2 separate regions of the Mus musculus genome follow, and region 2 is linked to region 1. A link is a loop called in an ENCODE intact Hi-C map of the cell type or tissue named here. Cell type or tissue: left cerebral cortex. All regions are shown on one strand. Links, peaks and the distances in the headings refer to the core of each region. The heading gives the core; the rest is flanking DNA.

The links. Hi-C counts contacts between places; a loop is a spot of excess contacts. Peaks named below come from ENCODE experiments on the same cell type or tissue, not always from the same donor. Only the 100,000 strongest peaks of a DNase experiment are listed, where the experiment ranks them.
Region 2: it touches region 1 in a loop (5-fold over the local background); 2 of 42 quality-filtered maps call a loop at or near these places.

The regions. Positions count from the first base shown.
Region 1 is chr14:15,370,905-15,376,287 of GRCm38, reverse strand. All of the region lies in intron 1 of Lrrc3b (leucine rich repeat containing 3B), which reads left to right. Among named protein-coding and RNA genes, the nearest start is that of Gm31577, 52 kb to the right of the region's middle. In left cerebral cortex, for the core only: no CTCF peak of the experiment used is centred there; DNase peaks (open chromatin) are centred at 1,836, 2,649 and 3,049; H3K27ac peaks cover 1,899 bases.
Region 2 is chr14:15,316,959-15,322,341 of GRCm38, reverse strand. The region is part of intron 2 of Gm31658 (a long non-coding RNA gene); the gene reads right to left. It overlaps Gm31577 (a long non-coding RNA gene), which reads left to right and starts at 459. Exons shown (of 6, transcript XR_001781177.1): 1 at 459-951. In left cerebral cortex, for the core only: no CTCF peak of the experiment used is centred there; a DNase peak (open chromatin) is centred at 2,755; H3K27ac peaks cover 325 bases.

The DNA.
Region 1 (5,383 bases), core at 130-5,129:
GGAAAAGCACATGTTAATTTGAGGGAGGGCTTAAAGATGACACAGTTATGGTCACAGCTCATTAGCCCAGGGGTTTACATGATTATAGCAAGAAGAGTAGAGAGGGATGGTTCTCCAGTGTCCTAGAAGAATCCTAGAGAATGGTGCTTTGATCATCTTAAAGGAGTATGGTGATGCTAGGACACCATCCACATGGGAAACACTCTCAGGATCCTTCTTTTCAAGAGCTGGAACACAGACAGGGTGCATCAAGCCAAATGTATCTCTGTTTGTTGCATTTAAAAGCACCTTACTGCATATACTATTTTAAGCCACCCCTCTCTCAACTTAGGCATATCAATTAATGGAAATTTTCTACAAAGTAATTCGCAAAGGCATTATGTTCACAAATCTTTATTTCTTTTGAGTCTGGAGTCTAAACATGGTGCCATTCAAGTGATACAGTGGCGTAGTATGCTCAGACATAGAATGCTTAATGGGGGCAAGTCAGCTTCTCAGTTACAATGTCTTTCTCTGGTGGCAAGCCTTTACAAAATGTCTATTACCAATAGCTGTCTTAGAGAATATCATGTTCTTAGGCTTAGTCAAAAAGAACAGTTATCGGCTCACTGACAGAATGGGGTCTTCTGATATCATATCCATCCCCTTACTTCTACTTTCCCCAATATTCTGGCCTACTATAGGTTCCATTTTACATTAATGATGATGTAGCTGTTGCTTAGTGATCTAGATTCTTAGGATAATTTTGACTTTCTTTTTTAATATTACCAGAAGCTCAAAATGCTTACTCAATCCCCTTCTCCATAACTCCTAGCCTTCTTCTGTCCCGAGTCCACCCCCTTCCTACTTTGCGTGCTTGGTTTTGATGTGTAGCAGAGTCTCTCTTTTTGTGACAAATACTAATATAATATAATATAAATCTTAAACGCAGAAGAAATCCATGAGCTGGATTCATTGCAGTATGGTGTACAAATGAACAGTTGCCTGTTTAGAATATAGACCATCTGAATTATTTTCATTCAGGAAGTTTACTGGGAAGTGCCCCAAAGACTGACACCTGTGGTGGATAGGACTGGAGAGAGGGCAGTGGCTTTGATGCAGCCACATGACAGACCCAGACCAATTCACAACAGCTCAAGATTTAGAATAGTCTACCAGGGCTGAGATGGCCAGGTCTTTTCACCTTTATTTGCCAATCATTGGCTGTAGCTGTCCTGGAGGCTCAGTGAAGCCAACAGGACAGAACTGTTTCCAGCCCTTCCAGTGTTCTCAGACCCTCATTGCAGGGGTACCTACTTACACAAGTGGTACCCAACATTGGCTATCATGAAAGAGCAAGCAGGAGAATACTGATCAATCTAATTTTGCTCCCCATACCAAGCCTGAAGAAAAGAAAGTGATTTTGTCTTCCCCAGGTAGCAGCCCACAAGTATCAGTGACAGTACAGTGGTTTAAAATCTTACTGCATTTTTCTCATTTTCCAACCTTGTAATGATTTAACGTGGTGTTGCTTGCTTCTGCCTTCAAGATTCTTTTTTTTTTTTTTTTGGTCTGGTTATTGTGAAAATTTCACTATCTTCTTGCTGCTGTGATGATCAGGGCTGGAATTTCTCTATCCTCTAGTGTTGATGAGATTCTGTTCATCCAAACATGGGTTCTTTTAAACATGGGTTAATCTCATTAACATAAGATTCCAGTGGCTGTTCTTTGTGACATGCTGCTCAGAGCATAACACCCCTCTTTGAAGAAGCTTTTGGGTGAGAGAACTCCCTCTTTCTTCTTTTATGCTACAGATCATTTCCATACAGCCCACTCAAGATTGCCTGGCAGCACAGGAGATGGATAGGAATAACATAGAGACTAGAAACCTACTGCAGCCTCCTCCCTGTGTGTACTGGGAGCTGAGCAGCTTACCAGTGGCTGAATTGACTCATTTGAATCTCATCACTCTTCATTTCCTTGTCCTCCCTTTTGGTACTCATGATAATGACTGGGGAAAATGGCCAGGGACCACCAAGGAGACAGATGGGAAAGGGTGACATAATCAATAGTTGAAATAGTCAAAAAACTGGCCTTGACACTACCACCCAGTGCAGTCTTATCTCATCCATCCCTGGTTACTGAGCAGAGCAGCCACACAAGCAGCAGCTTCTCTGCAATCTCCACAAAGATCCTTGGCAACTTCTTTCTTGCATTGTTTCTGTGAAGATATCTCATTGAAGATTTCTTGGTAGCCATTTCAAAAATGACTCACTCGGGTGTTGCTGTTACACCTGTAAGGATGACATGGCTGTTCTAAGTCTGGGAGACAAGATAGGGCAGTGGGGGGTGAATATGATCAATGCATGTTATATGTTTGGATGAAGCTGACTTTATGCATATTTACTATATACTAATGAGCATGTAAATCATTGAAGATTAATAATAGTGGGATGATTATCCTAGTAGCTTCAGCTGCATATTTGACATAGCCTAGAATCATGTGAGGGAGTCTCAGTTGGGGGGAAGGTCTAGGTCAGAATTTGTTTTGATGATTGGTATAGAGGGCTTAGTCCAATGTGGGCAGTGCCATTCCTAGCAGCTGTTCCTGGGTCTTATATAAGGAAGGAAGCTGAGCATGACCTTGAGAACAAGACTGAGCGAGTCAGAATATAGCATTCACCCACAGGCCTTGAGTTCCTGATTCCTGCCTTGAGTTCCTGACTTGACTTCTCTTAATGATGGATTGTGAGTTTGCAGTGTAAGCCAAAAAACCTTTCCCTCCTCTAAAGTGTTTTTGGTTATGTTGTTTGTCACAATAGAATGAATCTAAGACAATGAATGTTCACAAATATGCCCACATCTTCCAACCATCATAGCATCTCCCCTTTTCTGGCCAGCCAAGAAAGATCCACTGGAGAGGGGAGCAGGCACATATTTTAAATAGAAGATCACAGAAAATAATGCTGTTCCTCTGTGCTGGGGACAAGCTCCTCCTTGGAATGAACAACTTGCCAGCACCAGCAGAAGGCAATGGCTGTCCCCAGCTCACCCCCATAATCACTGCCTGGAGTCTGCTTTCCAGCTCCTGTGTGCTTCTGGCAGTGGAGCTGCAAGTGTGGCTTTTGCTGCCACTCATGCTTATCTGTTGCAAACTGATTCTGTTTGGCAAGTATCAGCTGTCCATGTGACAAGAGCCCCAGTTTTCCTGTCACAGGCAAGTGCCAGATATTTTAGTTTGCACGGGGATGCTGACCCCAGGGGATCCAGCAGCTGGGCATGGGAACCCTCTAGATGTAGTTGCTCTACATGCCCAGGGTCCATGATGAATTCTTTCTCTCCAAACACAATGAAAAGAGAAAACAATCCTTTTATAGGCCCATCTCTCCTTGCATTTCACTCCCTGTGAGTGCACCTTCATGTTTCAAGTGTGTGTATTCCTGAAACTTGTAGGCAAGGCCTGTAGGCAAGGGTTGGGGACAGTGTATATAGACACCAGAATCAGTACTGATGTATTGATATCACCTGGCTTCCTGCTGAACAGGGGAACCTCGAGTGGCTTCTGATCTGACTACTTTAACAAACTCCATTTACCAGTGTCTTGGGTCTTCTCTTTTTGTTTTGAATCTAAGCTTATGAGGAACCACTCCCAGTTAGTGAATCTCTGTTCTTCCCTTCTTCATTTGTTTCCCTGTGGACTGCACACAGCTCAGATGAGGCAGAAGTCAGCCTTGAGTAACATCGAAGACCAGCTCTACCCATGAGCATTTGAGATTCAGGAGATGTTTTGCCCTGTTTTCAGCCACTCCATCCTTCACTGAGCAGCTTGACTTGGGCACAGCTGGGGATACCCACAGCTATGGTGTTCAGATGGTCTGCTATCTGGACCATGTGTGGATGTCTTGCTCTACTTTCTCCAAACATCCCATCTGTAACTTTAGGAACTGTTGTGCTCAAAACAGTGAAAGGAAAAGAGGCACTCAGTGGGTTGTGCTCCTCAGCCCTGTTTTGTAATGAGGGAATCTGGGAGACCATGCCAGATGCTGGCTCTCACTATCTTTGTCTCAGTAAAAATAAGATACCTGTCCAAACCTATGTGCGGACTGACTGTATCGAAAAACTGGCTTGGTATGTTAGCTGTTGGCATTCTGCATCCTTATGTTGACGGAACCTTTGTGAGTCAAGCAACAGGTGAGGCAGCAAAGGAGTCTGTCCCGGAGAAGCAGAAAGGCTATTGGACAGGAAATGGTCATTCCAGAACAAGATGCTGTAAACTCCCATGCGACCAGATATCAGCCTCCATGAACTAGACCCCACCTCCTCCATTTCCTTGCGGGCTAGGCTCAGTGTGTTTCTTTGATTATGCTTTCATGAGGGATGGCTCTCAGTTAGTAGCTCTCTGTCCTTCCCTTCTTCTGTTATTTCTGTGAAACTACTACAAGCCATGAAATTTAGAAACGGGTGTCAAAAGAACTGTTCTGTTAGTTCTGAAAAGACAGGGAACACCTTTCTGCTCCTTGAAGACAATTAAAGGACCTCGGAAAGTATTAGTTGGCATGTTGTTGATAAAGCTCAGTCCCTCGGTAGCTGTTAATTTTTCCGGGTACTTCCCAGAGGAAAATCATGCCAACTCAGGGCAGTGTATTTCCAAGTACAGCTTTCAGGCACTGCACGGGACACAGAAGACAGTAATCTCAGATAACATTGGCTTGTTTGATTTGGGGGATTTTTCTTTAGTGAAAGACTGCTTAGGGTAGGAAAATCGTATGTTTAACTGAGAAAATAAAGATGCAGCATGGAGAGAAAGAGTATTCTAAACTACATCCAAGTCACTGACCTAAACACTGACTGATTCGTGGGCCCACTGCAATCAGAGGTAAGCAGATGCAGCTGTCTGGGACTCACCCTTCAGAACCAAAACCCAGTGACAGCACCCGTGCTGTGGGAATGCCTTTGCTGAGACTATTAGTCAAATGGTTTACACACGGGATTCTCTTTAAGGACAGTCGGCTGCTTTGAAAATATAGACTACAAATCGGGACCTATGAGGTTGACTTTGAACTCCCATGATCCTGCATGCAGTAATGGAGAAAGTAGGGTTTTAAAATGCACATTGCAGGTGCTTAATAAAAAGAAAGTGAATGTGAAATCAAAGGGTCGTTACAGGGATGCTGGTGACAGTTCTGTGACAGGTGCTTCTGCTGGTAGATGTGAGGTTATCAGTTCAATGTGATAAGAGGTGACTCTAGGAAGGACAGCTGTCCAGCTAACAGGGCTGCTTTGGGTATGAGATGGTCCTGGAGTCTTCTCGGTTTCCTTTTTACTCACCACTCACGTAGCTCGCTTCAATCCCAGGCCCTCATCCATTTCCCTGCCTCTCCCCAGATTTGTGAGTTCCTGGTTA
Region 2 (5,383 bases), core at 134-5,133, 54 kb after region 1:
GATGATGCTGTTCTAGCTCAGGAAATCCAAGAGCCAGCATGCCTGGCTTTTTATGTGGGGTCCTGAGGTCAAACCTATTTCACTGGCTGATTCATCTCCCCAACCTTCAGTTAATGACTCTGAATGTGAAATGTCCTTTATGAGTTCATGTGTTTGAAACTTGGCCCATTACCAGTTGGTGCAATTTTGGGAGACTCTAGAACCATTAAGAGGTAAAATTTCATGGAAGGAAATGGGCCACTTAACTTACTGCTTGCTCCCTCTAGTTTCTGACTATGGCCACAAAATGACCTATTGTCTCATGGTGCTGCTGCTGGGGTATGTCTTCCCATCATGATAGACTATATCTTCTCCACCTCTACAACAAAACAAACCTCCCTTCTCCTTCTTCTTTATCAGGAATTTTGTAAAAGCAATTTTAAAATGTAACTAGTATCTCCACAAGCATTGTTTACTCCCTTTTGATATGTGACATCTCCTGTGGTGGGCCCTGGTGATTGCCTCAAGCACATCTGTATAATATCTGCTTTTCCTCACTTCTGCATCCTACAAAGCCTGGCTACAGATATCTATGGATGCACCTCCCTCAGACACTTCTTTGTGTAGAAAGACAGAATCTTGTTCTTGTAATAGATAGAGATGTCCAATAGCACTGAGGATGGACAGATGAAACTGGAAACCCAAGGCCACCTGTAGGATACAGAAGAGATTCCCCCATCCCAGAAGCAAATGGCTCCAGCTTCTGCTTCCCACCTTCATCCTTAGAAAGATGTGTGCTAAGCCTTGGAATGGATCTGTAGAAGAACAGTACCAAAAGATCATACTTCATTAGCATTGCATCAAATAATGTTGGAACAAGAGGCACCCTCACGTCAGCACTGCCCATTGGAAAACAGATGATGATAATACCACCATCATGAATCTCAGGACAATGGTCAGCATGAAGTGAAGGTAAGTTAGTACAGAGGATGACTAGTCCCAGGTAAATATTGACACACTCCTCCTATTCCACATCTGTCCTAAAACTCCAATAGATATTTAATGTATTAACACAGGACATAAGTTTACATAGAAGCTCAGTGGACATGTCAAAATTAAAGGAGTTTCCTGAGAACTTTCTTTTCCCATTCCTACTTTGTTGAGTGGAAACATGTTTCTTTCCCTAGTACACATCTCTAGTCATGACTGACCAGTGCTGTCTTTACAGATAAAACATACCAAAATGTATGCTGTGCTTGTGTAGGACCCCCATATGGGGACCTCCACTCTAGTCCAGGGACAGGATGCACCCACAAACATACAAGAATCCTTCTTGATGCGATATGCACGAGGCTTTATTGGCAGAGCTCTGGGCCAACACGTACCTCACACAGGAGGCAGGGGAGTCTACCCTGAGGCTCGGAAGCTAGGGGTTTTTAAAGAAGCAAAGGGTTAAGGGTGCGAGGAATTTTGACAAAGGTATGGGATTGGCTCATTCAAGCATTAACAGTAAGATTACATGTCAGCAAAAGGGCATCAGGACTTTGTTCCTGTGGGCTGGGGGCTTATCTTTGTTCACATAGCAACCAGTTGATGTATAACTTTACCCAGCATCAAGGGGCAATAGACAGAGGGGAGGTTCCTGCCAGGTGGTGTTGACTCAGACAAGATAGCCCTGCTTGTGTCCTTGCATTCTTTTTCATCTTTATGGTTAAGCTGTTCTTAGGAATGTCTTAACAACAACCCTGTCCTGGCATGACTGGGCCTGTTCTGCTTTGTTTTCATCCCCAGGCTCATAGACAACTCTTTTACATGAATCACAAGATAGAAAATCTCATTTTCTTTCACTTGGAAAGATAAAACTCTAGTAGCCACACTAAATTTGTATTTAAGAGCTTTACTTTCTATGTATCCCAGCATGCTAAATGGGCAGCTGAGTGAGCAGATATGTGTTTCTTTACCTAGCCGACTTATTCAATGTCTGAGTTACAGAAACACATGGCATGGGGTACCCTGTACTTCATAAACGGTTCACCTGCTGTGTCTCCCACCTGGGTACTCCTTGCCAATTTGGTGGGACTTCCCTACTAAAAAATATAACTTTTAGAAGCAATATTTCAAATTATTTAGACGATTAAAAACATTTTTAAAGAGTGTGTGCCAATGAGTATCTTAGCTAATCTTCACATAATTCTTGGGTTGGGAAGGTACTGCAAGTGTCTAAATTATTTGACAATTAAAAAATGATTAATAAGGATGGTGATGGTGATGGCATTTACTGAACAATTTTCAATGCAAAATTCTGTTCTAATGTCCTTCACTTGTCAATTCTTTAGTTTTCTCAACCTGTAAGGTAGGTCACTAGTTTAAAATACTGTTTAATTAGTGAAGTGCTGAGCCCTCTGAACTGTTCATAGTGGCTGTAGTGCATTGAGTACGTTTTCAAAAATGGTGGCTGAGTCTTCCTCACCACCTCTTCTGAGCAAAATCCTCACAGATGAAACTAGGTGAAGGATGCCATAATGAGACCAGCCTTCAGGGTTGGCCATAGATCCAGTAGCTGGAGCCTCATAAGAAAAAGACAGCAAGAATCCTCTGACAAGGGAATTGAAACTGAAAGAATGCTAAGTAGAAATTAACATGTGAAAGAAGCCAGCTTGTAGAGGAGGAATACTGGAAGCCCTTCCTTACATGGCAGTAAGCTCCATTTAAGAAATGGAGCCTGTGACTCAAAGCCTGCAAAGTACAAATGAGAGGTGGGCTGAGACTGTAAATGCACAGCTAGATGTTTTCTGCACTCTATCCTCAGCTCACTAACCCACTTCCATTCTGGGGAGGGAATTTTACTTTCTTGACAAGCTAGCTATTTATGTCCCTTGCCTAATTTAAAAGGCATTTCTCCCTCCAATTCTCTCCCTAGAAGCTGCTGGAATTTTTACCAAACCTGTTTTCTGTTCTTATTAAGCTGTGACAAAATTGTCCTTGAGCTTCTCTTTGAATTAATTTATTTTATTAATGAGTCCAAGACACCCCAAAGTGAATCTCAGTTTCTTTGGTCATAATCTGAACTACAAAGACACTGAGAAGAATCCCTTGAGGAAAGAGAGCAGAGAGCTATGCTGCCTGGTTCCTGAGTATACTCAAATCCACAAGTTCTATGAAAAATTGTTCCCAAGACCTTTTGAAGCAAGTAGGAGGGAATAGATTTTCCTCATTTTTTTTTTCTGACTCCCCAGGAAACAAATGCATCGACTGTGCTCTGTTTTGCAATTGCATGTACACCATTTTGTGTGTGTGTGTGTGTGTGTGTGTGTGTGTGTGTGTGTGTGTGTGTGTTTCTTTTTGTTTGTTTTGTTCTGTTTTGTTTTTCTCATCTTCAGCATGCTTGTGAGAAGAAATAGATCAATCAGTACTTCCCACAGCAAGGCTGTGTAATGAGTAGCCTCACATTTCTGCTATTACCCAATACTAGTGGATCTTTCTTGTCCATTTGCAAATTGACTGTGACATTTTACTGATCTTGCAGGGCTCATCCACACAGCTGCAGGCTAGCTACTGCCCTGGTGATATGGGATGGTCTGAGCAAAATAGGGCTTCAGGTGGAGTTCAGTGGTCTGGGCTCCTGGTGGGGAATCTAACTTCCTTAAACAATCACAAAGAGCTGAGGGAGAAACTTTCAAATGGGAAGATGGCAGCAGACCAAGTGACACTGCACCCTGTGGCCTAGCCACTGAGCCACCATGTCATTTCCATTCACATTCTATTGGACAAAACACATTACATCACACAAAAGCAAGGAAGAAACGTGTGTGTGGATGAGCCGAACAGTGATAGCAGCTGGATGAGTGTTAACACCTATACTGGTTACTTCCCTCTTGCTGTGGCAAAATAACTTATACATGCTTTATCTTGAAGCACAGAGTGTGAGGGTACAGTCCTGCAGGGTGGGGATGTCAGACACATGAGAAAGCCTGAAGCAACTAGCCATGTTGAATCCTCAGTTAAGATGAGGAGAGGGAGGCTACAAAGATGACTAACTGGTAAAGAGCAATTCTTGCTCTTCTAAAGGATCAAGATTCACTTTCCAAAAGCCAAGTTAAAAGGCTCACAACCACTGATACTTCTAGCTCCAGGAGATCTAATTCCCTCTTCTTGCCTCCATGGGCATAGACAGATAGACACATAACATGGCATACACAGGTAAACCCATACATACATATAAATAAGTATAAATCATTTGAAATACCTAAGATACAATTTGCAAAACACATGAAACTCAAGAAGAAGGAAAACTAAAGTGTGGATACTTCGTCCCTCCTTAGAATGGGGAACAAAATACCCATGTAAGGAGTTACAGAGACAAAGTTTGGAGCTGAGACAGAAGGAAGGACCATGCAGAGACTGTCCCATCCAGGGATCCCTACCATAATCAACCACCAAATGCAGGCACTATTGCATATGCCAGCAAGATTTTGCTGGCAGGACCCTGATATAGCTGTCTTGTATGAGTTTATGCCAGTGTCTGGAAAATACAGAAGTGAATGCTCACAGTCATCCATAGAATGGAACACTGGGCCCCCAATGGGGAAGCTAGAGAAAGTACCCAAGGAGCTGAAGGGGTCTGCAAACCTGTAGGTGGAACAACAATTGAACTAACCAGTACCCCCCGGAGCTCATGTCTCTAGCTGCATATGTAGCAGAAGATGGCCTAGTCGGCCATCACTGGGAAGAGAGGCCCCTTGGTATTGCAAACTTTATATGTTCCAGTACAGGGAACGCCAGGGCCAAGAAGCAGGAGTGGGTGGGTTGGGGAGCAGGGCGGGGGTGAGGGAGGGTATAAGGGAAATTTCAGGATAGCATTTGAATTGTAAATGAAGAAAATATCTAATAATTTTTTTTTAAAGACAGAAAAGGAAGGAGATCAGTGCTGCTTCTCTTCTTTTCCCTGGATCTGACCACAGCCATGGCATATAGCTACCCTTACTTAGGGTGGGTCTTCTCTTCTCAGTTAAAGTTGTCTAGAAATATTCTCGTAGGCATACCCAGAGCTGTGTGGTTCTAAATTGAGCCTAGATGGCAATGTAGATCAATCAGCACTTCTGCACCCTTTGCTAACTTGATATCTAAACCCATCTTTTAAATCATAACATTGGGTCAAGCCTCCATGTCTCATTTTCATCTCCTAATGTGAAATACATCTAGTTCATCTCTAACATCCCCAGAGATGCAATGCTGTTTAAAAGCCTAAAATTCCATGTCTCTTCTGAAGCTCCAGGCAATTTTATAGCTGTAAGCCCTCCAATCTCATAGCTATAAGCCCCCTTTTATAAGATAAAAAACAAATTATGTACTTCCAGCACACAATTTCATAGAATAAACATTCCCATTCCAAAAAAGAGGAACA